6 separate regions of the Homo sapiens genome follow, and regions 1, 2, 4, 5 and 6 are each linked to region 3. Evidence: chromatin loops called from intact Hi-C (ENCODE). Cell type or tissue: GM12878. All regions are shown on one strand. Region 1 overlaps RALBP1 (ralA binding protein 1). Region 2 has its middle 19 kb from the start of RAB12-AS1. Region 3 overlaps ANKRD12 (ankyrin repeat domain 12). Region 4 has its middle 29 kb from the start of NDUFV2. Region 5 has its middle 110 kb from the start of NDUFV2. Region 6 overlaps GACAT2 (gastric cancer associated transcript 2).

The links. Hi-C counts contacts between places; a loop is a spot of excess contacts. Peaks named below come from ENCODE experiments on the same cell type or tissue, not always from the same donor. Only the 100,000 strongest peaks of a DNase experiment are listed, where the experiment ranks them.
Region 1: it touches region 3 in a loop (2.8-fold over the local background); 14 of 110 quality-filtered maps call a loop at or near these places.
Region 2: it touches region 3 in a loop (2.8-fold over the local background); 16 of 110 quality-filtered maps call a loop at or near these places.
Region 4: it touches region 3 in a loop (7-fold over the local background); 95 of 110 quality-filtered maps call a loop at or near these places.
Region 5: a loop joins it to region 3, with 6 times the contacts of the local background. A loop is called at or near these places in 20 of 110 quality-filtered maps.
Region 6: it touches region 3 in a loop (3-fold over the local background); 28 of 110 quality-filtered maps call a loop at or near these places.

The regions. Positions count from the first base shown.
Region 1 is chr18:9,514,412-9,518,411 of GRCh38, forward strand. RALBP1 (ralA binding protein 1) reads left to right here. Exons shown (of 10, transcript NM_006788.4): 3 at 2,434-2,892. It also overlaps the pseudogene RNU2-27P. Among named protein-coding and RNA genes, the nearest start is that of RALBP1, 41 kb to the left of the region's middle. In GM12878, a CTCF peak has its summit at 2,230 (motif pointing left); a DNase peak (open chromatin) is centred at 2,080.
Region 2 is chr18:8,653,063-8,657,062 of GRCh38, forward strand. No RefSeq gene overlaps it. Among named protein-coding and RNA genes, the nearest start is that of RAB12-AS1, 19 kb to the left of the region's middle. In GM12878, a CTCF peak has its summit at 1,619 (motif pointing right); no DNase peak of the experiment used is centred here.
Region 3 is chr18:9,146,211-9,150,210 of GRCh38, forward strand. The region is part of intron 1 of ANKRD12 (ankyrin repeat domain 12); the gene reads left to right. Among named protein-coding and RNA genes, the nearest start is that of ANKRD12, 11 kb to the left of the region's middle. In GM12878, a CTCF peak has its summit at 1,941 (motif pointing left); a DNase peak (open chromatin) is centred at 1,891; H3K4me3 peaks cover 501 bases; H3K27ac peaks cover 2,583 bases.
Region 4 is chr18:9,071,630-9,075,629 of GRCh38, forward strand. No RefSeq gene overlaps it. Among named protein-coding and RNA genes, the nearest start is that of NDUFV2, 29 kb to the right of the region's middle. In GM12878, a CTCF peak has its summit at 2,157 (motif pointing right); a DNase peak (open chromatin) is centred at 2,172; H3K27ac peaks cover 612 bases.
Region 5 is chr18:8,986,136-8,990,135 of GRCh38, forward strand. No RefSeq gene overlaps it. Among named protein-coding and RNA genes, the nearest start is that of NDUFV2, 110 kb to the right of the region's middle. RefSeq lists an enhancer at 3,001-3,110. In GM12878, a CTCF peak has its summit at 2,315; a DNase peak (open chromatin) is centred at 2,283.
Region 6 is chr18:8,695,398-8,699,397 of GRCh38, forward strand. It overlaps GACAT2 (gastric cancer associated transcript 2), which reads right to left. Exons shown (of 2, transcript NR_120598.1): 2 at 459-724. Among named protein-coding and RNA genes, the nearest start is that of MTCL1, 8.2 kb to the right of the region's middle. In GM12878, a CTCF peak has its summit at 1,527 (motif pointing right); no DNase peak of the experiment used is centred here.

The DNA of each region.
Region 1 (4,000 bases), 370 kb after region 3:
TTTGTTTTTGAAGAATTACACAGAGTACACAAATTGTATACAACTTGATGAGTGGGTATGCCTGTGTAACCACTACAAGGATCTGGAAATAGAGCATTATCAATTTTCTTTTGTGCCTCTTTAAAGGGAATCACCTACCCCTCCCATAAGTAAACTTCTTTTATTGTTGATTGATGCTGCCTGATTTTAAACTTACGCATACTTCTATTTGTGTCTAGCTTCTTTTACCCAATATTATATGTTAAAAGTAAAACTTTTAGACAAACTAAATTTAATGGGTTTTTTTTCTTTTGTGTTTTTATTTTGAGACAGAGTCTTGCTCTGTTGCTCAGGCTGTAGTGCAATAGTGTGATCACGGGTCACTGCAACCTCTGCCTCCCAGGTTCAAGTGATTCTCCTGCCTCAGCCTCCCAAGTAGCTGGGATTACAGGCACCCGCCACCATGCCTGGCTAATTTTTGTATTTTTAGTAGAGACAGGGTTTCACCATGTTGGTGAGGCTGGTCTCAAACTCTTGACCTCAAGTGATCTGCCCACCTCAGCCTCCCAAAGTGCTGGGATTACAGGTGTGAGCCACCCTGCCTTGCCAGTTTAACAGAGTTTAATTGAGCAAAGAACGATTAGGGAATCCAGTAGCCCCTAAACCAGAATAGATTTAGAGCGACTCTGGGGCTGCCACATGGTCACGTAATATTTATGGACGGAAAATGTAAAGTGACACACAGAAAACAGAAGTGAGGTACATAAACAGCTGGATTGGTTATAGCATGGCATTAGCCTTATTTGAGCAGTTTGAACAGTTGCCCCCCTGTGATTGGCCAAAACTCTGTAATTGGTACAAGAGTAGATTACAGTCTGTGTACACATCCAGTTAGGTTACAGTTCCCTATGTTCGGAGAAACCTTTAGGCCAAACTTAAAATACATGAGGAGGCAGCTTTAACCTAACATGTTTGTTAGATTGATTCATGTTATTCCATGTGGCAGTAATTTGTTCATCTTTGCACTAGATATTGTTTCATTGCATTATATGTTAGAGTTTATTAATCTCTTCTACTTTTGTTGCTTGTTTGGGTGGTTTTCAGTTTTTGACTGTTATGAATAGTGCTTCTGTGGTGTACATGTTTTTGTATTTCTGTTATGTTTATGCCTGGGAGTGGAATTGCTCATTTGTAGGCCATGTGTATTTCAGCTTCAGTAGATCCCTGCAAAACAGTCTTCCAGAATGCTTGTACCAGTTTACCTTCTCACCAGCAATGTATGAATATTCCACTTGCTAAAGCATCATGGTATTTTGTCCTTAAGATTCTTGCCATTCTGGTTGGTGTGGGGTACATGGTATTTTAGTTAGAGGGTAACTTAGGAAATAGCTGTTATCTTTTATATAATAGCTTGCAAGGTAGCTAGCTAAGGAAAAGAATTAGGAGAGTTACAGATATTAAAAAAAAAAACAACAAAACCAAACTATGACAACTCTGACATGGTTGGTAAAGCAATTGGGCACATTTGTCAGTGTGTGAAAAACCAGAGGTTTCTGATGCAGGGAAGTGGGCCCAGTGGATTTGGCCACCATCTAAAGATGAGGGAATTTCTCAGTTCAATCCTCTACTTAAAAGAGTCTGCAGTTCCTGCTGCAGTCTCCATAAAGAACTTAGCAGCTGGTGACAGGAGAGTGAAGTGTCATAGGAGAATAACTGAAACACATAAACAGTAGTGCAGTTCGTCATTCTCTGAGATTGCCTAAAGTTATAGGCTAGGCAGCACTTAGCTGGAAAAGCTAGGGTAGGTAAAGTGAACACAGGTTGAGTATCCCTATTCCGAAAATCCAAAATGCTACAAAATCTGAATCTTTTTGAGCACTGGCATGACACTTGGAGGAAATGCTCATTGGAGCATTTTGGATTTCAGATTTTTTGGGTTAGAGATGTTGAACTGGTATAATGCAAATATCCAGAAAAATCTGAAATTTGAAACACTTCTGGTCTCAAGTATTTCAGATAAGGGATACTCAACCCGTAGTATGTTAGAGGACACGACTCACGTGATGAAAGGATGCTCGGTCTACTTTAGAAAAGGATTCATTCCATTAGCCCTCTATGTAGAGCCTTTCAGGTGTATCTCTAATGTTTGGTTTGCCTGAATTCCACTTACACACATATGTAATATAAACCCTGTTTCCCCTCCTAATATTGTAAGGATGGTAACTGCTATCTATTTGTCCCCCTCTTGTGGTCAAGAGATGTCACTGCAACATCTCTTTTTGAGAAGAAACCCATTTCTTTGCTGGGAGTGCCCAGGAGGAATTGGCCAAGAAGTGAAAAGCTAGATTAGCTGGTGCCAGGTGGCACCGTTTTTTGGTTCTGTTTTTAGAAAGCATATGGACAGTTTGACATTAAACAAACATATAACTTATACTGTCTCTGTTTCTTTGGCAGCTGAAGGCTATGCAGCCTTTCAGGAAGATAGCTCTGGAGATGAGGCAGAAAGTCCTTCTAAAATGAAGAGGTCCAAGGGAATCCATGTTTTCAAGAAGCCCAGCTTTTCTAAAAAGAAGGAAAAGGATTTTAAAATAAAAGAGAAACCCAAAGAAGAAAAGCATAAAGAAGAAAAGCACAAAGAAGAAAAACATAAAGAGAAGAAGTCAAAAGACTTGACAGCAGCTGATGTTGTTAAACAGTGGAAGGAAAAGAAGAAAAAGAAAAAGCCAATTCAGGAGCCAGAGGTGCCTCAGATTGATGTTCCAAATCTCAAACCCATTTTTGGAATTCCTTTGGCTGATGCAGTAGAGAGGACCATGATGTATGATGGCATTCGGCTGCCAGCCGTTTTCCGTGAATGTATAGATTACGTAGAGAAGTATGGCATGAAGTGTGAAGGCATCTACAGAGTATCAGGTACTGGGAATGTGCACTTCACTTGATGGTTTTTAATAATAACTTCAGTTTCATTTTTCGAAGGAAGAAAAATTATTGTGAGGAAAATTTGGCCTGGATCCTAAGCCTTATTCATTTCCTTGATCCTACCAGTTGCACAAAAATCCACCCCTCTCCCCAGCCTTTCTTTGGTGTTCTGGCATTTGTTTTTTTAATATTTCCTTCCATTAGGAGGATTTCACGTTAGTTGTTCATAGCTTGCAGCAGCCAGGACTAAAACAAAGTGAAGTATACTGGCAGCATTGCTTAACAGGGCTGCATTCAGACCCTGCTTTTTTTTTTCTTTTGTTTGTTTGTTTTTTTGAGACAGAGTCTCGCTCTGTTGCCCAGGCTGGAGTGCAGTGGCGTGATCTCGGCTTACTGCAACCTCTGCCTCCTGGGTTCAAGCGATTCCCCTGCCTCAGGCTCCTGAGTAGCTGGGATTACAGGCGCCTGCCGCCACACCCAGCTAATTTTTGTATTTTTAGTAGAGGCAGGGTTTCACCATGTTGGTCAGGCTGGTCTCGAACCCCTGACCTCAGATGATCTGCCCTCCTCGGCCTCCCAAAGTGCTGGGATTACAGGAGTGAGCCACCACTCCCAGGCGCCTGCTTTTTTTTTTTTTTTTTTCTTTCCTCTCTAAGCAGAGGCTCAGTGGTATGAGGGCCATCAGCAAGAAAAGAAAGGTTAACTGTGTGAAGGAAGCTTCTTGGCCAAGAGACACGTTTATGGACACAGTCATATAATGCATTTCCTTAGCTCAGCTAAGAGGCATGACATGGTTTTGGTTTTGGTTTTCTTGGTGCGCGGTTCTTAGAGTTAGTGCAGTACCCGGTCAATACATGGAGTGGTCCAAGCAAGCTTCTGTTCCATCTCCCTGCTCCAGAAATCCTAGAACAGATACTACACCCAACTTTAGCCAAAAGACCAAGAAGCAGTAAATGTTTAGGCCCCACATGTGAATGCTTTGGTCAGCTACATGCAACTATTACGTATATTAGCAAAATGGATTTTCTATTTATCTTTATTCCATATGTATACAAATTAAATTTCATACTTGGAAAGAATGTGTTTTGATTGGGTATCTAAA
Region 2 (4,000 bases), 490 kb before region 3:
TACAAAAATTAATTGTATTTTTATTTACTATCAATAAACACTTGAAGGTTGGATTTTTTCAAAGTACTATTTAAACAGCACGCACACACCTACACACACAACAAATTATATATGTAAGATCTACACGCTGAAGACTACAAAATTCTGATTAAAAAAATCAAAGACCTAAACAAGTGGAGAGAGATACACCAATCCAATCAAAATCCCTACAGGATTTTTTGTAGAAATCAACAAGCTAATTCTAAACTTTATATATAAAAACAAATAAACTAGAAAGGCTAAAGCAATTTTGAAGAACAACAAAGTTGGAAGATCCACACTATCTAATTTCAAGACTTAACTATAAATCGACAGTAATCAAGGCATAAGGGATAAGCCAGGGATGGTGGTGCGTGCATGTAGTCCCAGCTACTCAGGAGGTTGAGGCAGAAGGATGGCCTGGAGTTCAAGACCAGTCTGAGCAACACAGTGAGACCCTGTCTCAAAAAAAAAAAAAGAAAGAAAGAAAGAAAGAAAGAAAGAAAGAAAGAAAGAAAGAAAGAAAGAAAGAAAAGAAAAAAAATAGTGGAGAAGAAAGGATAGACATACAGATGACTGGAACAGAATAGAGTCATACATATATGGTGAATTGACTTTCAACAAGTTTGGAAAGAGGCAATTCAATGGAGAAAGGATAGATTTTTCAGTGAATAGCTGGAACAATTAGATATTCATATGTAAAAAAAATGTACCTCAATCTACGCCTTGCACTCTCTACAAAAAAGATCATAGACCTAAGCATGACACCTAAAGCTAAAAATCCTCTAGAAGAAAACAGGGAGAAATCTTTCTTTCAGCAAAGTCCTAACCCCACTTGGCTTTGTGAGGTAGGTTGATAGAATTGTTGTGACAATAAGGGAGATAGCAAAATGAAGGTTACTAACATAGTCCCTGCTCTTTTAAATATCTGTTGCTTTGTCAGTTTCCTTCTCTTTCCCCCCATGACTGATCCCAAAATAACTTACCACAGCCTATTTGACAAAAGCCAATGGAAGTATCAAGTGATTGTGAATAAATTGAATACTAAGACCCGGCTGGTCATCTCGTGAATCTAGCATTTTCATTAGGTTCTTAATTTTCCACCAGAAATGACAGCAGTCCTACCATCTGTTTGGTGCTTTTAAAACATACGGATTGCTCTTAATCAGCTACACAAATTGCCCACACTCCAAGCTGTTGAAATTGAATACCAGCTTCAAATACCTGCTGCTCAACTTTATCGAAAATCCCGTGGAGCATAGTTTGAAAGTCATACTCTCTGTTCTTTTCTTTTAGCATTATTTCCCAGGTCAAGACAGCTCAGACACAGCTGCATGAAGAAACCCATGGTCTTGACTCCAGGAATTGTCTTCTGACTTGGTGTCATGCCTTCATCCAAAATGAAACAACTTTAGGAAACCTCTCATGGAATCCATTATTACCTTTAGTGAATACACTGTAAACCTGCATTTCAACTTATTTAGTTTACTTTTTTATAGTGTGTATGTTCATTAAGCCACCTCAAATCTCTTGGGAAACTATATGGACTCTAAATAATCCTGGTGTTATAATAATCGCTGAGGAGTTGGTGCAATTATACAAAATTTCCACTAGGAGGAGGCAGAGCACGAATGATAAAAAATTCAGGTTAGACTATCATTTATACGTTGTACAATTATTTCTAAATTAGAATCTTTATTATTTTAAAAAACATACATAATTAAAATAGATCCTTTGAATATGTGGATGTGGTATAATTTAGAAGAGGAATGTAAATTTTAAAAATTATGCCCTACATTTTAGCTGCAATTTGAACAGACACAATGAATTCAGTTGGAACTCAGGGGAATTTCCCTAATTAGAAGGCTGAAGAATTTTAAGCACAAAGAAATGTTAAATGTAGACAGTGTACAATAATTTTTAAAGGTAACTCTTTTGATAACATTTATTGTTTGCTTTTTTTTTCTAGGTGCCATTTAAGGAAGACAAAACTGTATTTTATTCACTAAATCTACTTGGCATTTGCTTTTTAAACTTTAGTCATGGACTACACTCAAAGATTGTGACTCGTGACCTTGGCATATATCACAGGACCTGCTGAGGACAGGAGTGGGGGGTCTGTCAGTGACACAGCAGGGAGGGTCGTAGATAAGGAATCCACAAAAGACAGGGGTAGCCAAGGGCCACTTTCCACAAAGTGGCACTGTCCTCACAAGATTGGGAAAGTGTTTAAAGAAGACTCAGCCAGGCATGGTGGCTCATGCCTGTAATCCCAGCTCTTTGGGAAGCCAAGGAGGGCAGATCACCTGAGGTCAGAGGTTCGAGACCTGCTTGGCCAACACAGTGAAACCGTGTCTCTACAAAAAATACAAAAATTAGCTGGTGGGGTGGCAGCCACCTGTAGTCCCAGCTACTTGGAAGGCTGAGGCAGGAGAATCACTTGAACCCGCGAGGTGGAGTTGCAGTGAGCCAAGATCGCACCACTGCACTCCAACCTGGGCAACAGAGCAAGACCCCGTCTCAAAAAAAAAAAAAGAAGAAGAAGAAGAAGATTCAGCACTCTCAAGTGCAGTGTCAGCAGCAAAAAAGCAGGGAGTATCAAAAAGTCTCTGCAAAGGAAAAAGAGGGAGAATCGAGTAGATGCTCTAATGAATTCTGTACGTAGATAGCCTGGGCAAGGATACCATAGAGTTGGGATCTAACTAACACCAGCTAGAAGAGAGCATGATTTCTCTTGCTATCTGATGATAGGCAAGTAATGATTAGGTTTAGGGAGTCAGGAAAGGATACTAACTTTGCTCCAGTTCTCTCCTGGGCAATGGAGATTAGGCAGAGGGTATGCTTGGAGAGGCCTTTGTGGGGTGAGCAGGGGCAGGTGGTAAGAAATAAGAGTTGAGAAAAAGACAGTTCTCTCCTGGCCTCTTAGTGGGGAACAATCAGGGAAGCCAGCTGTGGCTCCCAGGGGCCCAGGGTCCTCTGGGCTGGGGGAACCAGGGCTTCTCAAGGGCGAGTTCCTCTGGGGGGTTTTGGTTTGGTTCTGTTTTGTATTGGTAAGCTGTCGTTGCAGTATAACATACATAAAGAAAAGAACACAAATCATGAGTTGTTCAACTGATAAATTTTCCTCACGATGACTGTATTCACGCCCGGGACAAGAAAAGGATCAGAACCTCAAGAGTGCCCTTGCACGCCCTTCTAACCCCCTGGATTAGGTTGCTGGGTTGTGAACTTGACAGAAATGAACCATACATGGAGCGCTCTTTCAGGTCGGCTTCTTTTGCTCAGCACGATGTTTGTGGGAGTCACCCGTGTTGTTGCAGGAAGCTGTAGTATGCTCAGCCTCCTTCCTTGGCAGCTGGGCTTCCCTAGACAGTCATTGGAAGAGAGTAGCAGATGCCAACACCATTGCTAGGAGCCATTCCAAGAATCAAAGGCTCAAGTTAAACTCAATCCAATGAATATGTGACTTTGTGTTTTACCGGACAACTGTTTGCAGCATCTTCCCATAGAGTGTTCCTTTAGATTGTGGTCTAAATGATTGATTGGCATAATAAGAATGATTCCTTTGGGAGGCCAAAGTGGGCAGATCACTTGGATCAGAAACTAGCTTGGCCAACATGGTGAAACCCCGTCTTTACTAAAAAAACAAAAAAATTAACTAGACATGGTGTCATGTGCCTGTAATCCCAGCTACTCTGGAGGCTGAGGCAGAAGGATCGCTTGGACCCGGGTGGCAGAGGTTGCAGTGAGCTGAGATCGTGCCACTGCACTCCAGCCTGGGTGACAGAGAGTCTCTCTCAAAAGGAAAAAAAAAAAAAGGAACGATTCATATATGGCTAATGATTTGATACCAAATGAGCCCAGACAGGCACTACACAGAACCTCGGCCTTGTTTTCACTGTTTTGGAAATAATAACATTGGTTCTGCTCACTTTCTGCTCGGATGAATTCACAGAGAAAGTTAACACTGGCCGTGGTCACT
Region 3 (4,000 bases):
TTTTTCCCCCGATTCAAAAACATTTGTGTGGTTATATGTCAGAAAGTGTTCTATTTTAAAAATAAAACCAAGCCTGGCACAGTGGCACATGCCTGTAATTCCAGCTACTCCAGGAGGTTGAGGTGGGAGGAACATGAGTTTGAGCCCAGCCTGGGCCAAAATAGTGAGACTCCATCTACAAAAGAGTTTTGGCTGGGCACAGTGGCACACACCTGCAATCCCATCACTGTGGGAGGCAGAGGTGAGAGGATTGCTTGAGGCCAGGAGTTTGAAAGTAGCCTGGCCAACATAGTGAGACTCCATCTCCATAAAAATAAAAAAAAATTAAAAACCAACCAAATACACGCTTATTCTTTTGCATTGATGTTGGAGTTTTCAGAGTACCAGCCTTTTCACATTACTTTCTTTCAGCTATTAGAATACAGTGAAATTACTCTGTTCTGGTCCCTCATTACCATATTTCTCCTTCTCATCAACATGCTTTGGCAGGGAAAACAGTTTATAATTCTAAGTGACTTTGGTCAGAAGAGCTACCAGTGACATATACTGCTACATTAAACCAGTTTAAAGTGTGTTTTCCTTTGAATGCCCTGGAATATACAGTTGTTCTGAAATCTAGTGTATATTATAAGAGGTAGGTTTGTGTTGGAGAGTGAGCAGGATAAAGAAAAACGTAGCAGTTCAAGACTAAAAGGCCTAAACAATTCAGTCCTGGTATAGTCATGGAAGTGACAATTTTAATCTGTAATTTGAGCAGTGTTATTACCCGTCATATTATTGGATCAGGGTGGAAATGATGTTGTATGTAAGTTAGAAATACTTTATTTATTACTTGGATTGCTGTCTTGTAGGGACACAACTTGCAGCTCTCCACAACTGCATCAAGAATTTGGACGTAGTTTTTTTTTAGGATCTCAGGCTTATATTGCAGAAGCAGTGATTATTGTAAACTATTCTGGTTTCTTAATGACCTATCCCAATCTCACTTATCTTATGTACCACTGTTAAAACTATATCGATTATTTAAGTAGTTAAAAATCCTTTCATTTAAGGCTAAAGTACGTGCCTGTCATTTTTATAGAAAGCAGTAAAAGTGAGATAGGGCACTTTTGGGGGTTAAGCTGTGAGCAATACTTAAGATTAGCACCAGCCTTATTTATAATTGTTATAATATGTTGCAAAGATTGGCTGCAATAGCCTATCTTTTGTGGGGGGCTGCAGAGGGGGCAAAAATAAAATACAAAAAAATTTATTTAGAATATTTTAGATAATTTAAAAGGTACAAAAAATAGCATGATGAACTTTCCTTTTTCTCTAGACCTATTTAAATCCTTTTATTTATTCATTGTTCATCTCAACTGTGACCTATTCAGTGAAGCCTGACCTCTTCCATCTTAAGTCTGTTGCACATCGTATATAGTAGTGAGAGCAGTGTGACTAGAGGAGTTGAAAATAAGATTTATGTATGTAGTAGAAATGTACCTAGAAATCTAGTGAAAGCTAAACTTCAACATTTCACTGTATGCAGAACAAAACTAATAAAGTATAGATTTGAGAGGAACCAAACAAAATAATTATTTTAGGAAGATCAGTTGTGTGGAGCAATAGGTCTAAAAGGAAGTGGTGAATTGCCAACTCATTTTGATTGGCTTTTTCACTGTACTTACTCTGTGAAATTTTACTTGGCCTTCAAACAGTTTACCATTTTGCTAGAAGAGAAAGGAGATGGCAGAATTCTTAATTATGAATTTTTCTAGTTTTCAGGGTTTTAGAATCCTTTTAGAACCTGTAAACTTTTTCCCTATTGACAGTGAAGTGAATACAGTGGCTATTAGATTCTACTTTTCAACATTGGTAGTATTTTCTGCTCCCAGTGCCAGAAATGCAAGTAAAGCTGGCTAACCATTTTCTCTGAGCTGTTGCAGCCCTCTACTGGTTTATGGAAGTTGCAGCAATTTAGAACCTGTTAGGGCCAGAAGGTCAGTAAACTCAGCAACTCATTTAAAAAATCTCAGACCTTTAGAAGTCATCTGTGCCAACCCTCTCAATTGCAGATGAATATTTTATATACCTACCTTAACAATTCTGGAGGGAGGGAAAAATATATATATATACACACACACGTATGTATGTATGTATAAGATACCCTAGGCAAATAGATAATTGTAAATATAACTGCCCATATTTATTTACAAACTCTAAATGTATTGTTAGAATGTGATCCTTTACAATCAGATGTTTCATGTTGTCAAAAACATCTCTTTAAAGTCTTGTAAATATTTAATGAAGTAATGAAAATTTTATTTTTTAAAAATTTGAGGTGTTTATTTATTACTATTAGAAGATAAATACAACAGATAAATGCTAATTGCTTAAATTATTTCCAAAGCAATTTTACTTATTTATTGCTGGAGCCAGAACTTAGGTTTCATTCTAGGCTTCTTGTTCTTGTTTACTCTTCCACCCCTGTCCCCTGTGATCCTCCCCCCGCCACAATCTGGTCATTGTGCTTTAAGTGGTCTCCTTGTGTCTTAGGTAATTCCTCTTAAGTCCATCTTCCAGAGTTTCACCAAGGGCACCTTTCTGAACACACTACTCGAATTATGTCACTACTTTTTTAGAAGCCTTTTTTGTTACCATAAAGAACAGACTACACAATGACAAGGGGCTTCATGATGAGATCCCTTCCTGCTTCAGCCTCATTTTCTGTCCCACTCTGCTTCAGTTTTTTGCTGTTCCTTCATTGTGGTCTGCTTTTGTGTGTGGGCATGTGTGTACACCTGTGCATATGCTTATCCTCCTCCCACACCAGCCCCATCTATATCTACCTGCCTCAGAGTCATCCTCAACACTCTATTTTAGTGTTCCCTCTTCTTGAAATTCCCTACCCCTACCTCCGTACGCATGCACCCAAATTGGGTGCTTGCTTACATAGCATTTATTATTCTGCATGGTAACTAAATTGTCTTTTTTCTGTTAAAAACTGTCAGTTCCCTTCAGGCTAGGATTGTGTTTTGTTCATCTTAGTTCCATTATGTGACATGTAAGTGTTTAATAAATGCTAAGTGATAGAATAATTGCATGAGCAAACTAGGATATGATAGCTAAAGGAAATACCCACACTTAAATAAGTTAACATCACAGACTTAATTCATTTTTCTTGACATTTTAAGGAGAATTAGTTCATTTAGACTAGTGTTTATTGAACATACTTTTCATGATATCTATATTAAGGAAAGCGATGGTTGGGGGAGATAAAGAATAGTAGAATTTTAGAATTGGAATGAACATCATTTTAAAATGAGGAAACTGAAAGCCAAAGAGTTTACTAGAAATTTCAAGTTACAATTAGAACCCAAGTTTTATAGTGCTTATTTTTTACTTTCCTAATTTCCTTCTAATGTATTTTACCTAGATTTGGCTAGGATTAGTAGATACCGGTTGTTTATTATTTCAGGCAATTGGACTATCTAAATAGAACTCTATCCTGTAGGTTTACCTTTGTGGAATTTTGAAAGTAATAATAGACATATAGCTAAAGCAAACCGACTATTTGTAATGATTTATTTATTTATTTATTAAATTTTATTTTTTTTTTTTTTTGAGACGGAGTCTCACTCTGTCACCCAGGCTGGAGTATAGTGGTGCAATCTGGACTCACTGCAACCTCCACCTCCTGGGTTCAAGCCATTCTGCTGCTTCAGCCTCCTGAGTAGCTGGGACTACAGGCATGCGCCCACCACGCCCGGCTAATTTTTGTATTTTTGGTAGAGACGGGGTTTCACCATGTTGGCCAGGCTGGTCTCGACCTCCTGACCTCAGGTGATCTCGCCTCGGCCTCACAAAGTGCTGGGAATACAGGAGTGAACCATCGTGCCTGGCCTGTAATGTATTTATTTTGTATAGTCTTCTGAATTCTTTGTCAGGCTCAGTTTCCCGAAAGGTATAATATTTAGCAGCACCAATAAAAAATGAATCCTTTGTTTACTGGATTGAGCTT
Region 4 (4,000 bases), 75 kb before region 3:
GTTTATATACAAGAAAACCTAATTCATTTGAAATACAAGGAGGATTTTAGCTTTAGTTTGATTTTTTAGAACAATAGAACAGAAGCTTCTAAACATTTTTGAACTTGACCTACAGAAAGAAAAGCCCTTTACATCATGCCTCAGTATACACAAATACACATGTGTGCAACAGAAGTTTCACAGAGCAACACTTACTCTACCTGTGAGAAGCACTCTGACATTTTGTTCTATTTTATTTTATTTTATTTATTTTTGAGACGGAGTCTCACTCTGTCACCCAGCTGGAGTGCAGTGGTGCAATCTTGTCTCACTGCAGCCTCCGCCTCCTAGGTTCAAGTGATCCTCCCACCTCAACCTCCCTAGTAGCTGAATTACAGACATGCACTACCACACCCAGCTAATTTTTGTATTTTTAGTAGAGACAGGGTTTCAGCAAGTTGGCCAGGTTGGTCTCGAACTGCTGATTTCAAGTGATCCACCCACCTTAGCCTCTCAAAGTGCTGGGATTACAGGCATGAGCCACCATGCCCAGCCCCTTCTGACATTTTAGATTCTAGTCTAATCTTTCTCTTTTTTTATTTTTGTTCATAGTCTTCCTTAATTATCTTTAAAAAAAAAAAAGTGGTAAAAACGTAACATGAGCTCCATCCTCTTCACAGGTTAAGTGTACAATACAATGTTGTAAACTATAGGCACAATGTTGCACAGCAGATCTCTAGAACTTATTCATCTTTAATAACTGAAATTGTATCCCCTTGAACAACTCCCCATTCCCCCTTCCCCAGCCTTCCCCAGTAGCAATCACCATTGTACTCCTGGCTTCCATGAGTTTGACTATTTTAGATATCTCCGGTAAGTGGGACCATACAGTGGAAAACAGTAAAGAGGTTCTTCAAATCATTTTTTATTTAATTAATTAATTAATTTATTTGTTGAGACACGGTCTCACTCAGTCACCCAGGCTGGAGTGCCATGGTGTGATCTGGGCTCACTGCACCCTCCATCTCCCAAGTTCAAGCGATTCTCCTGCCTCAGCCTCCCAAGGAGCTGGGATTCCAGGCATACACCACCACGCCCAGCTAATTTTTCTATTTTTACTAGAGACAGGGTTTCGACATGTTGGCCAGGCTGGTCTCGAACCCCTGACCTCAGGTGGTCCACCCGCCTCGGCCTCCCAAAGTGATGGGATTACAGGTGTGAGCCATCACGCCTGGCCTCTTCAAATCATTTCAAATAGATCTGGCCGGGTGTGGTGACTCACACCTGTAATCCCAGCACTTCGGGAGGCCGAGGCGGGCGGATCACCTGAGGTCAAGAGTTTGAGACCAGCCTGGCCAACATGGCAAAACCCTGTCTCTACTGAAAATACAAAAATTAGGCTGGGCTCAGTGGCCCACGCCTGTAATCCCAACACTTTGGGAGGCCAAGGTGGGCGGATCACGAGGTCAGGAGATCGAGACCAGCCTGGCCAACATGCTGAAACCCCGTCTCTACTGCAAATACAAAAATTAGCCAGGTGTGGTGGTGCGTGCCTGTAGTCTCAGCTACTCAGGAGGCTGAGACAGGATAATCACTTGAACTCAGGAAGCGGAGTTTGCAGTGAGCCGAGATCGAGCCACTGCACTCCAGCCTGAGTGACAGAGCAAGACTGCGTCTCAAATAAATAAATAAACAAATAAAATAGATCTTTCCTTTTTTTGATGCTGCTCATATTGATATCAGGATCCACTAATACGTTGTTTCTACAACAATGGAACCTGAAGCCTGGGTCTAGCATTGTTTTGCCTGAAATGACACAGTATAGTAATTAAAGGTTCAAAAGTAAATAGGAAAGACAGAGAAGGAGAAAAAGAGAAATTTAAAAACTTAATTACTGACGGCTACTCAGTGGAAATATTACCACCTTTATGCATTTTTAATTCTTGAAGAGATGCCATTTATAAATGCTGCTTATTTTTTCCTACAGGCTGATCGAAGATGATGAAATGCCACATTCGCTTCAGTAAACAGACATCTCAAAGTCCAAAGGAAACAAACTCAAAGGTTAGTTCATTTGTGTCTCAAATAATATTCATCAGCTGGTTTGCTAACTAGGGCAAGTCTCTCTGAAGCAAATGCACGAAGGAACGCGGGTATCATTATCCACTAGGTGGCAATATAGAACAGGAGTAGCCTTAGCCTTAGCCTGTTTACTGACACGTGGGTGGTGTGAACCGCAAAAGAATTTCGAAATCCAGGACTCCCCAGTAATTCACATGGATTCAGACTGAAAGTTTACTCAGCGCTCCTGGCATGTTTCTGCCCTTTCTTGGAACAGCCCTGAATTTCAGCTTCATTCTTGCTGACGGGCTGGTATTTAAAATTAGTAATATCCCTGGCTACTTCCTTGTGGCAATGTAGATGAACTGTTGCTGTGTAAAGTCAGAGCCATAGTGTTGCCTGTATTTATTAATGATCTACAAGGTAAGCATATGCCGTGAAGGTTTTATCTCTCGCCCCCTACCATCTAACAGCTTAAAAATACTGAGTTCCTCACATCATTCCCATTACTAACGATTTTCATATTTCTTTTATTTTTATTTTTATTTTTATTTTGAGACAGAGTCTCACTCTGTCGCCCAAGCTGGAGTGCAGTGGCACGATCTTGGCTCACTGCAACCTCTGCCTCCCGGGTTCAAGTGATCCTCCTTCCTCAGCCTCCCAAGTAGCTGGGACTACAGGCACGTGCCACCACACCCAGCTAATTTTTGTATTTTTAGTAGAGATGGGATTTCACCATGTTGGCCAGGATGGTCTCAATCTCTTGACCTCGTGATCTGCCCGCTTCGGCCTCCCAAAGTGCTGGGATTACAGGCGTGAGCCACCATGCCCAGCCCAATTTCTATATTTCTCAGTTGCTCTGCAAATTGTAAAGTCACTGGACATATTTGATTAACATTTTGGTTCTTGTTGTTCAACTGAAAAGGATGGTCTTCTCAAGTACATATTGGCAAGACATTTTCCCTGCAAGAACTAATAGTTGATAAGTTAGAAATGTATCATAAACAAAAATGTACATTTTATGCAATGTGATCATATTCTTTTGAAATAACCACATGTATGAGAGATTAAAATCCCCACAGGTAACGCTTGTTCATAAAATTTCTTTATATTAACTTAGAAGTTTTACTTATTTTATAATATTTTTTGAAGTAGCTAAAGAGAAGACATTTATAAATGATTTTCTCTTGCTAATTTATGACATTTTTATATCATCTGAATCTTTATGAATACATATTACTTTTACAAACAGAAAAATAAAAGTGTTTTGTTATAGAATAATACATAACTATGAGAGAAAAACATGAATTTTAGTATGGCACAACCTAGAAAGTTATTACTAATGAGTCACATAATTTAAGTGCTAAGTTCATCTTGACCATGAATTGCTGATTTTGGAAATATTTTTGAATTTAGGTCACTTCTACCTATTCTTATCTATAATTAAGCATTCTTCTCAAAGTAGAAAGATCAAGTTGCTCATTATTCTTACTGTGAATACAATTAGTAAGACACCTAATAGTAGCACTTTCAGTTGTTAAAAACAGCAAAACCAGTATATCTAATATTTTTTGTTATTCTTTACACCACACAGTAACTCACATCCATGTGGTGGTTCACAGGTTTATAGCATAAGAAGCATTCTCACTTACCTCTGCACCTTTCGTATTCCTAATAGATGTATGAAATGGGTGGGGCATCTATAGAGACTCTAAGATACAAACTTCTCCATGTAAGACCATACATCTACGCAGTCACAGAGCCGGGGAAGAACTAATCATTGATTCCGACTCAAGCTATTTGCCTTTCATTTCTGTGGGCCTGAAGCCTGTACCCATGAATGCTCCATACATGTTGATGAGGAAGAGGATGCCTTTTTACCAGGCATTCAATGTACTAGATGCTCTTTGTTGCTTTTTCTTCATCTGCACGTGGGGAATGAGCTGGAGGGCGTGAAGAG
Region 5 (4,000 bases), 160 kb before region 3:
AAAGCTACCATTTATTAGTAGTCTTCTACGTGCCAGGTACTTTACATACTTTTTTCCTAATCTTCAAACAACTCTGCAAAGTAGGCAGTACAGGTCCTGTCTTAGCCTTCTATTGCTATGTAACAAATCATCACAAACCTGGTGGCTTAAAACAGGACCCGTTTATTATCTCACGGTTTCCATGGGTCAAGGAGTCCAGCATGGCTCAGCTGGGTCCCTTGCTCAGTGTCTCTTAAGGCTGAGACACCAGCAAGGTGTCAGCTGGGCTGTAATCTCATCTCATCTCATGTCACTGAAGTCTTCGTCCAAGCCCACTAGTGGCTGGCTCCAGAGATGGCTTGCCCCCGCTACAATGGCAGCCAACGTTCCCGACGGGTATAGGACTGAGGTTCCTGCTTTCTTGCTGGTTGTCAGCTGGGGCTGCTCTAAGCTCCTAGAGGCTGCCTATCATTCTCTGCTGTGTGGTTTTCTCCACAGCAAGGCAGTTTGCTTCTTCAGTCCTAGTACTTTGGGAGGCTGAGGGAGAAGGGTCGTTTGAGATCAGGAGTTTGAGAGCAGCCTGGGCAACATAGTGAGACCCCATCTCTAAATAAATAAATAAATAAGTGCCATCAGGAGAATATTCCTGACTCCCATTTGTCTGTGACTTCTGGACCCTCTTTCAAAGACTCACCTGACTAGGCCAGGTCCACCCAGGATAACCTCCCCTTCATTAACTCAGAACCAACTCATTGGATACTCTAATGGCAGAATCCCTTCACCTTGGCCATACAATGAAAGATAATCATGGCTGTGATGTCCCACCATATTCACAGGTCCCATCACCCTCACGGCAGGCGGTTATCCAGGGCGTGTATACCAGGTGAAAGGCCTAGGACTCTGTCCACCACAAGCCCTGCTTTATAAGTCATGAGTTACCTGTCTAAAGTCCCATGGGTGACAGATAGTGACACTGGACCTTCCCTCAAGCAAAGCGTCCTGAGCCCACCTTGGGGAGAAATAACCCTCTCTGGACAAGTCCAAGTTTATTCTTACACATCACAGCTCTGTTCTAACAGCAAACTTCACAATCTTAAAATGAACCCTTTCTGAGGTCTTCTGGAGCACCTGCATTTCCTGAGTACTTTACTACATGTCAAATTCACTGCGGCTCAATCCAGACCCAGATTCCCCTAGGAGTGCCCCCTCGGTGCACGTCAACCAACTCTGAGCCTGTGCCATCAATTACCCAGAAACCAGCTGACAAAAATGACTAATAACGGCATGCACACAAGGGAACAGTTCTCCTGACTCGATTCTATTTCCTCTCTCTCTGCCCCCACTCTGTCTTTGCCCAGGCATCACACCATTGCTCACAAAGCTTCGCCACCTGGACAGTTTCCCACTCAGCTTGTGATAATCCTTCTCTTGCCTGGCCTGGGCCTCACCCAGATTAAGCACTCAAGAAAAATCTTGGATTGAACTCTTCTTGCTTGGTAATAAGCACATTTTAGACTACCTTTATCTTTTCCCCCAAAGTTTCAAGTGCTCGGGGTGCTTAACTGATGTTTGATGTGTGCAGAGCTGTGTGCATTTAGTCCCTCAGTTTCTCCCCAGGTGAGCCTGCAGAGAGAGTGTCTCTACTCATTGGCTCAGACACTTCCCTCTTTTCTCTACCCAGGTAGCAACATGCTGAGCTTTTCCTACTCTAGAGAGCACAGTGCAAGAAACTCCAGTCTGTCAGGCACCTACTAAATGTCATATCCGTATACGTGCAATGATCTATCACCTTTTATAGTTGTAGAATCTGAGGCTCAGAGAGATCAGATAGCTTGTCTGAGGTCATACTGCTGTTGGTATTGCAGCTAGGAGTTGAACTCAAGACTGTGTTTTGGCAAAGCTGTCCTCTTTCCATACTTACTGTTAAACGTTTTGTTGTGTTTTCTTAAACCAAGTATAGTCCCAACAACTTTGAACAGCGTTTGGTAGGTAAAAGCTTTAAGGGGATCTTTTAGGGTGTTAATGAGACTTCTTAACAGATATGCATTTCTCAAACGTGACAACGTAACATTCATATTAAATGTAAAGCTTGGTATTTCTATAGAATTTTTCATACATTTCTGCATCTTAGTGCATGTATTTGCCTGAGATATATTAGTCTTTCAGGAAATATTTGAAGACAGAAAGGCAGGATGAGAGGAGAGGAAGGCGGTGGGGATATGTGGGGTGCTGGTGGGCTGTGTGTGGGGTGGGGGATGCCTGCTACCAGGAGCCTGAGAGCTGCAGGGCCGACTCAGGATTGGTACATCGTCGCTGCTTTAGCGTGCTTCTATCGCCACCTAGCCACCTTGGGGAGAAATGCCCTCTCCGAGCAAGTCTGTCCAGACTTCCCCTGAATGTAGTTTGCCCACTTACAGGTGGGTACCTTTAGACCATGAGACTTGGATAGTCCTTCCCACAATGGAAGCCTGTGTGCCCTACCTTTTTTTTAATTAGTGGCTTTCTTTAGCAGTTGATTCCAAGGCCTATTACATTTAAAGAGAAGTTTTTGAAAATTGGTACCACTAAGGATTGGCACCGTTAAGCCTCCTCAGCACAAAAGAAGGGGATTGTTACTCCTTTGAGAGCCCTTTCCTGTGGGAGTCCCTGATACTGCCATGGACCCTCCCTGTGCACATGTCCATATCCAGATCAAATGTGGTCTCCATGAAACTTGCGAAGCAACAGCTTCCATTTAATCCACACTTGCCGTGTGCTGGGGGCTTTATGAGTGTTTTCTCATGTAATTCTCACAGCAATCTTCTGAGGTAGGTATGATTACCTCCACTACGTGGTTAAGGGCACCGAGGCACAGTGAGGTCCTGGAGCTGGTCCATGGCAAAGCTGGGATTTGAACCCAATTGGCCTCTTCCCCAGGCCTATGACCCTCCTTTCATCCAGCATCCCTTGATTTCCCCAGCCAAAGTGTCATCTCCCTCCTCTTTGTTTCTGTCTCCTAATGCCATTTTCGACTCCTTCCTTCAGATTATATTTTCTGTTTCTCTAAACCACAGACTGCAACTCTACGAGGGGCATCGTCCTCTGCTGTGTTGTGTGTGCACACACAGATTCTCGCTTGAGGTGGTTACTCAATTCACTCATCCAGGTTGTGAAATTGCAACTGCTTCAATTTTTTGTTCTATTTCAGTCGTTCTGAGTTGGTGTCTCCCAAGGTATATCTAAGGATCCCCAGTGTCAGAGAATAGCCCAGGGAATTGTAGTTATTTGCATTCAAATCTGCTCTTATAGGAGGAGGACTGTCAACTAATGGTGCTGTATATAACAAAGGCAGAAATGGGATTGACCACTGAGAGAGGAAGAGGGGAAGAGAGAGCTGCAGCCAGACTGGTGGCAGGACCACCTGGGAACAGTGTCTTGGTTCACATATTTTGGGGAAAGTGATCAGCAGGCAGGGAGCAAAGAGTTCTGTTGGCTCCATCCTGGAGCAGGCTGAGTAGAGGCATCAAGGAAAAAAATGTCCCTGGTTTGCTGACTCTTCCTCTTTTTTTTTTTTTTTTTTTTGAGACGTAGTCTGGCTCTGTCGTCCATGCTGGAGTACAGTGGTGCAATCTCAGCTCACTGCACCCTCCACCTCCTAGGTTCAAGTGATTCTCCTGCCTCAGCCTCCCAGGATTACAGGTGCTAGGAGGCTGAGGATTACAGGCGTCCACCACCCACGCCCAGTACTGTAAAAGTGCTGGGATTACAGTCCTCCACCACCATGCCCTGCTAATTTTTGTATTTTTTTTTTAGTACAGACAGAGTTTCACCATGTTTACCAGACTGGTCTCGAACTCCCGACCTCAGGTGATCCGCCCACCTTGGCTTCCCAAAGGGCTGGGATTACAGGCATGAGTCACCGCACCAGGCCAGGTTTGCTGACTCTTGGGAGTCTGGCTGTGTTGTAAGTGACAGGCTGCCCTGGGTTCTCCACCTTCAGCTATGAGCACCATCCTGCATGAGGTTCCTCAGCAGGGGACTG
Region 6 (4,000 bases), 450 kb before region 3:
AGACCAGCCTGGCCAACGTGGAGAAACCCTGTCTCTACTAAAAATACAAAAAATTAGCCAGGCATGGTGGCGCGCACCTGTAATCCCAGCTACTCAGGAGGCTGAGGCAGGAGAATCACTTGAACCTAGGGGGCGGAGGATGCAATGGGCCAATATCATGACACTGCACTCCAGCCCGGGCGACAAGAGCGAAACTCCATTTCAAAAAAAAAGTAATGTAAAAAGTAATAAAAATAACACTTTTAAGTCAACCTTACTCAGATTCATAAAGCTGGGAATAATATTAAAGCTTATTTAAATTCCACTCCTTAATTTTATAGACAAGGCCTCTAAGGCCCAGGAAGACTGAGCCTATTTTGTGCAAGGTCACTAAACAAATCATTGTGTCCAGGCATAGAACCCACATTGTTCTATCTCTTCATTGGTAAAGTATGCCTGACAATAATTTTACACAGGAATAATATTTAAAATGTTTATTTCATAAGCACTGTTATTTGCTGCTATGGAACCTTCTGTAAATCCATGGTTCTATTTTTGCTTTCCATGTAAACATACCCTTATTTTGTATGTAAAGATGAGCTTAGAGTTGGGCTGGAAAGCCAGACTTCCTTCCAGACAGCAGGAGGAAATGGGAACAGGCATCCTCTATTTCAAATCTCTACTTCTGTTTCGACAGGTAATAATGTTGCCAGATGCCAGGGGTTCGGGCCAGGTCCAGTTGTCACTGTAGAGAAAGCCAATCACTGAGATGATGAGTATTGCTGGGGAAGAAAGGCTTTAATGCAGGTGACATCAGCTGGGACATGGGAGACCAGTCTCAAATCTATCTCCCTAACTATCTAAAGTTAGGGGTTTATATAGCAGGGGGTTAGAGAGAGGTAAAGAAGAGGAATTGGTCAACAGGCAGCAGGTGCATCTCATGACTGGATGCCATCATCTGAAAAGTTTCAGTTCCCTGATACTATCTGGGAGCCCTGATGGTTGGTTTCCCGAGAAAGAAACTCAGACAAAACAAATATAAGTTCCTCAGGCTTCAGTTCTATGGGAAAATCAAGCCAGGTTCAGCAACTCTGTAGGTAGAGAAATCAGCAATGGTGAATTATGATAAGAGCAAACATGGTGAGATGTAGAATGTTCTCAATTAACCCATTAATTTCTCTTAAATTTTTTGGAAACACATGCTGCTGACCAGGAAAGGTAGAGAACTTTGATTAGTTTTCCTTACATAACAACGTATTTTTCCTGTGCAACAAGCTTAGAATCCCAGGATAATTTTTGAAAGTTTAGCAGTTATGTTTTAAGAGAAAAAGAGTTCAAATGTTCAATTTCAAGGCAATATGCCAAAAGGTTGCAAACATGTAGCAAACATGCCAAAAGGTTGTATAAGGGAATTCTGCCTCCTCTGATGAAAGAAGATTCTTAGAACCACCTGGAGGCTGTTTTAAATTATACATACACCCATCACCGTGGGGCTGACCATTCCATAATAGATTCTATTTTATCCCAGTGGGGAAGGGTGCCATCCCAAAAGCCACCACAAGGGGGCACCCTCCGGGACATCGCGGCTCTCTCGGGGCAGGAGCTGTCTCTTTCTCAACCCTGCCAGCCCCAGAGCCCCACCTGCTTTTTTTTTTTTTTTTTTTACAAATGCCATTTAATTTCTTTTTTTTTTTTGCTAGAACAGTTTTGCTTTTATTAAACTATTTAATAAGACATATTTTAAAAGTAAATCAAATTTGGCTATAAATACTTTATATTTAAAAATTAAAATTCTTGAATTATACCCTGTATTTTGCCTTTTTTTCTCATGTAACTATTTTAATGAGGTATCATTCACGTACCATAAAATTTAACTTTTTAAAAGATACAATTCAGTGTGTCTTAGTATATTCACAAAGTTATACAACTATCATCATTATGTAATTCCAGAACACTTTTCTCACCCCAAAAAGAAACCCTGTACCCATTAGCAGCAGTCACTCCCATTCCTCCTTCCCTCAGCCCTTGGCAACTACTAATCTACTTTCTGTCTTTATGGAATTGCTAATTCTGGACATTTTATACAAATGTAATCATGTACTATGTGGCCTTTTGTGGCTGGTTTCTTTCATTTAGTATAGTTTTCAAGGTCCATCCATATTGGATCATGTATCAGTACTTCATTGCTTTTTGTGGCTGGATAATATTTCATTTATTAATATACCACGTTTTGCTTATCCATTCATCTACTGATGGGCATGTGTATTGGAATACTACTATGAACATCTATGTACAAGTTTTTCTGTGTATATATCTTTTTTTTTTTTTTTTTGAGACGGAGTCTCGCTCCGTCGCCCAGGGTGGAGTGCAGTGGCGCAATCCCGGCTCACTGCAAGCTCCGCCCGCCAGGTTCACGCCATTCTCCTGCCTCAGCCTCCCAAGTAGCTGGGACCACAGGCGCCCCCCACCACGCCCGGCTAATTTTTCGTACTCTTAGTAGAGACGGGGTTCCACCGTATCAGCCAGGACGGCCTCGATCTTCTGACCCCGCGATCCACCCGCCTCGGCCTCCCAAAGTGCTGGGACCACAGGCCTGAGCCACCGCGCCCGGCCTGTATATATCTTTTTAATTGTCTTGGGTATACACCTAAGAGTAGAATTGCTGTGTCATATGGTAAATCTCTGAGGAATAGCCAACTTTCCAAAGTGTCTGCACCATTTTACATTCCCATCCACAGTGTATGAGGGTTCTAATTTTTCCACATACTTGCCAACATTTGTTATTGTTCATCTTTTTTTATTTTAGCCATCCTAATGGGTGTGACTTCTATTTGCATTTCTCTAATGACCAATGAAGTTGAGTACATTTTCATATGCTCATTGGTGATTTATATATCTTCTTTGAAGAAATGTCTATTCAAATCCTTTGAACATTTTAAAATTGTGTTACTTGTCTTTTTATTGCTGAGTTGCAAGGGTTCTTTATATATTCTGGACACCAGTTTTGTAGCCATTTAATTTCTTGAAATGAGAATCACTACTTGTGGTTGTCACTCCCCTAACCGTATATTTTTAAAAACTGATATACTTCTCTAATGGTAATACAAAAAAGAAATAATAAGAAACCAACTTATAACAAAATAATATCTATTTCAATATATAAAGCTTAGGTACATATATACTACAAAATATATAATGAAGTAGTCAGATGCTCTACATAGAAGCAACTGCTAAAACACGGACAAATACAGGTGGGTTCTATTCATGACTCCAGTCCCTTGAGTGGCACTCCCTCAATGCAATGATCAAAGATAAAAAATGCATTGAAAATCTCCAAATAAAATGCAGTCTTTATTTTATTTTTATTTTCTTTGTGTTGTTTTGAAACAGACTCTCCCTTTCTCACCCAGTGCAGTGGTGCGATCTCGGCTCACTGCAACCTCCACCTCCTGGGTTCAAGTGATTCTCCTGCCTCACCCTCCCGAGTAGCTGGAATTACAGGCATGTGCCACCACATCCGGCTAATTTGTTGTATTTTCAGTAGAGATGGGGTTTCGCTATGTTAGGCAGGCTGGTCTCAAACTCCTGACCTCAAATGATCCACTGCCCTCGGCCTCCCAAAGTGCTGGGATTATAGGCGTGAGCCACTGTGCCCAGCCCAGTCTTGATTTCTACTGTGGTTTCATTCCTAAAAAAAAATTCAGTTGATGGTAAAACAACCCTAAAAACATACTGCTTTAGTATACATATATCAAAACAACACGGTGTACTCTGTCAATGTAATTATGATAATTATGATTTGTCAATTAATAGTTATATTAACTTTTAAAAAATATTTTAAAAACTTAAAAAATACTGCTTTATATGTAAAAGTATTGTGTTTATGTGTAAAACATGTACTTCTAGCCTTAGATAATGATAAACAGATTTTTTTACCCACGTGAATGTTTCAGAGGACTCTTACTTGGAAGTCCTGTAGCAGGAGAGATGACTCTTTTTTTTTTTCTTTTTCTGAGATGGA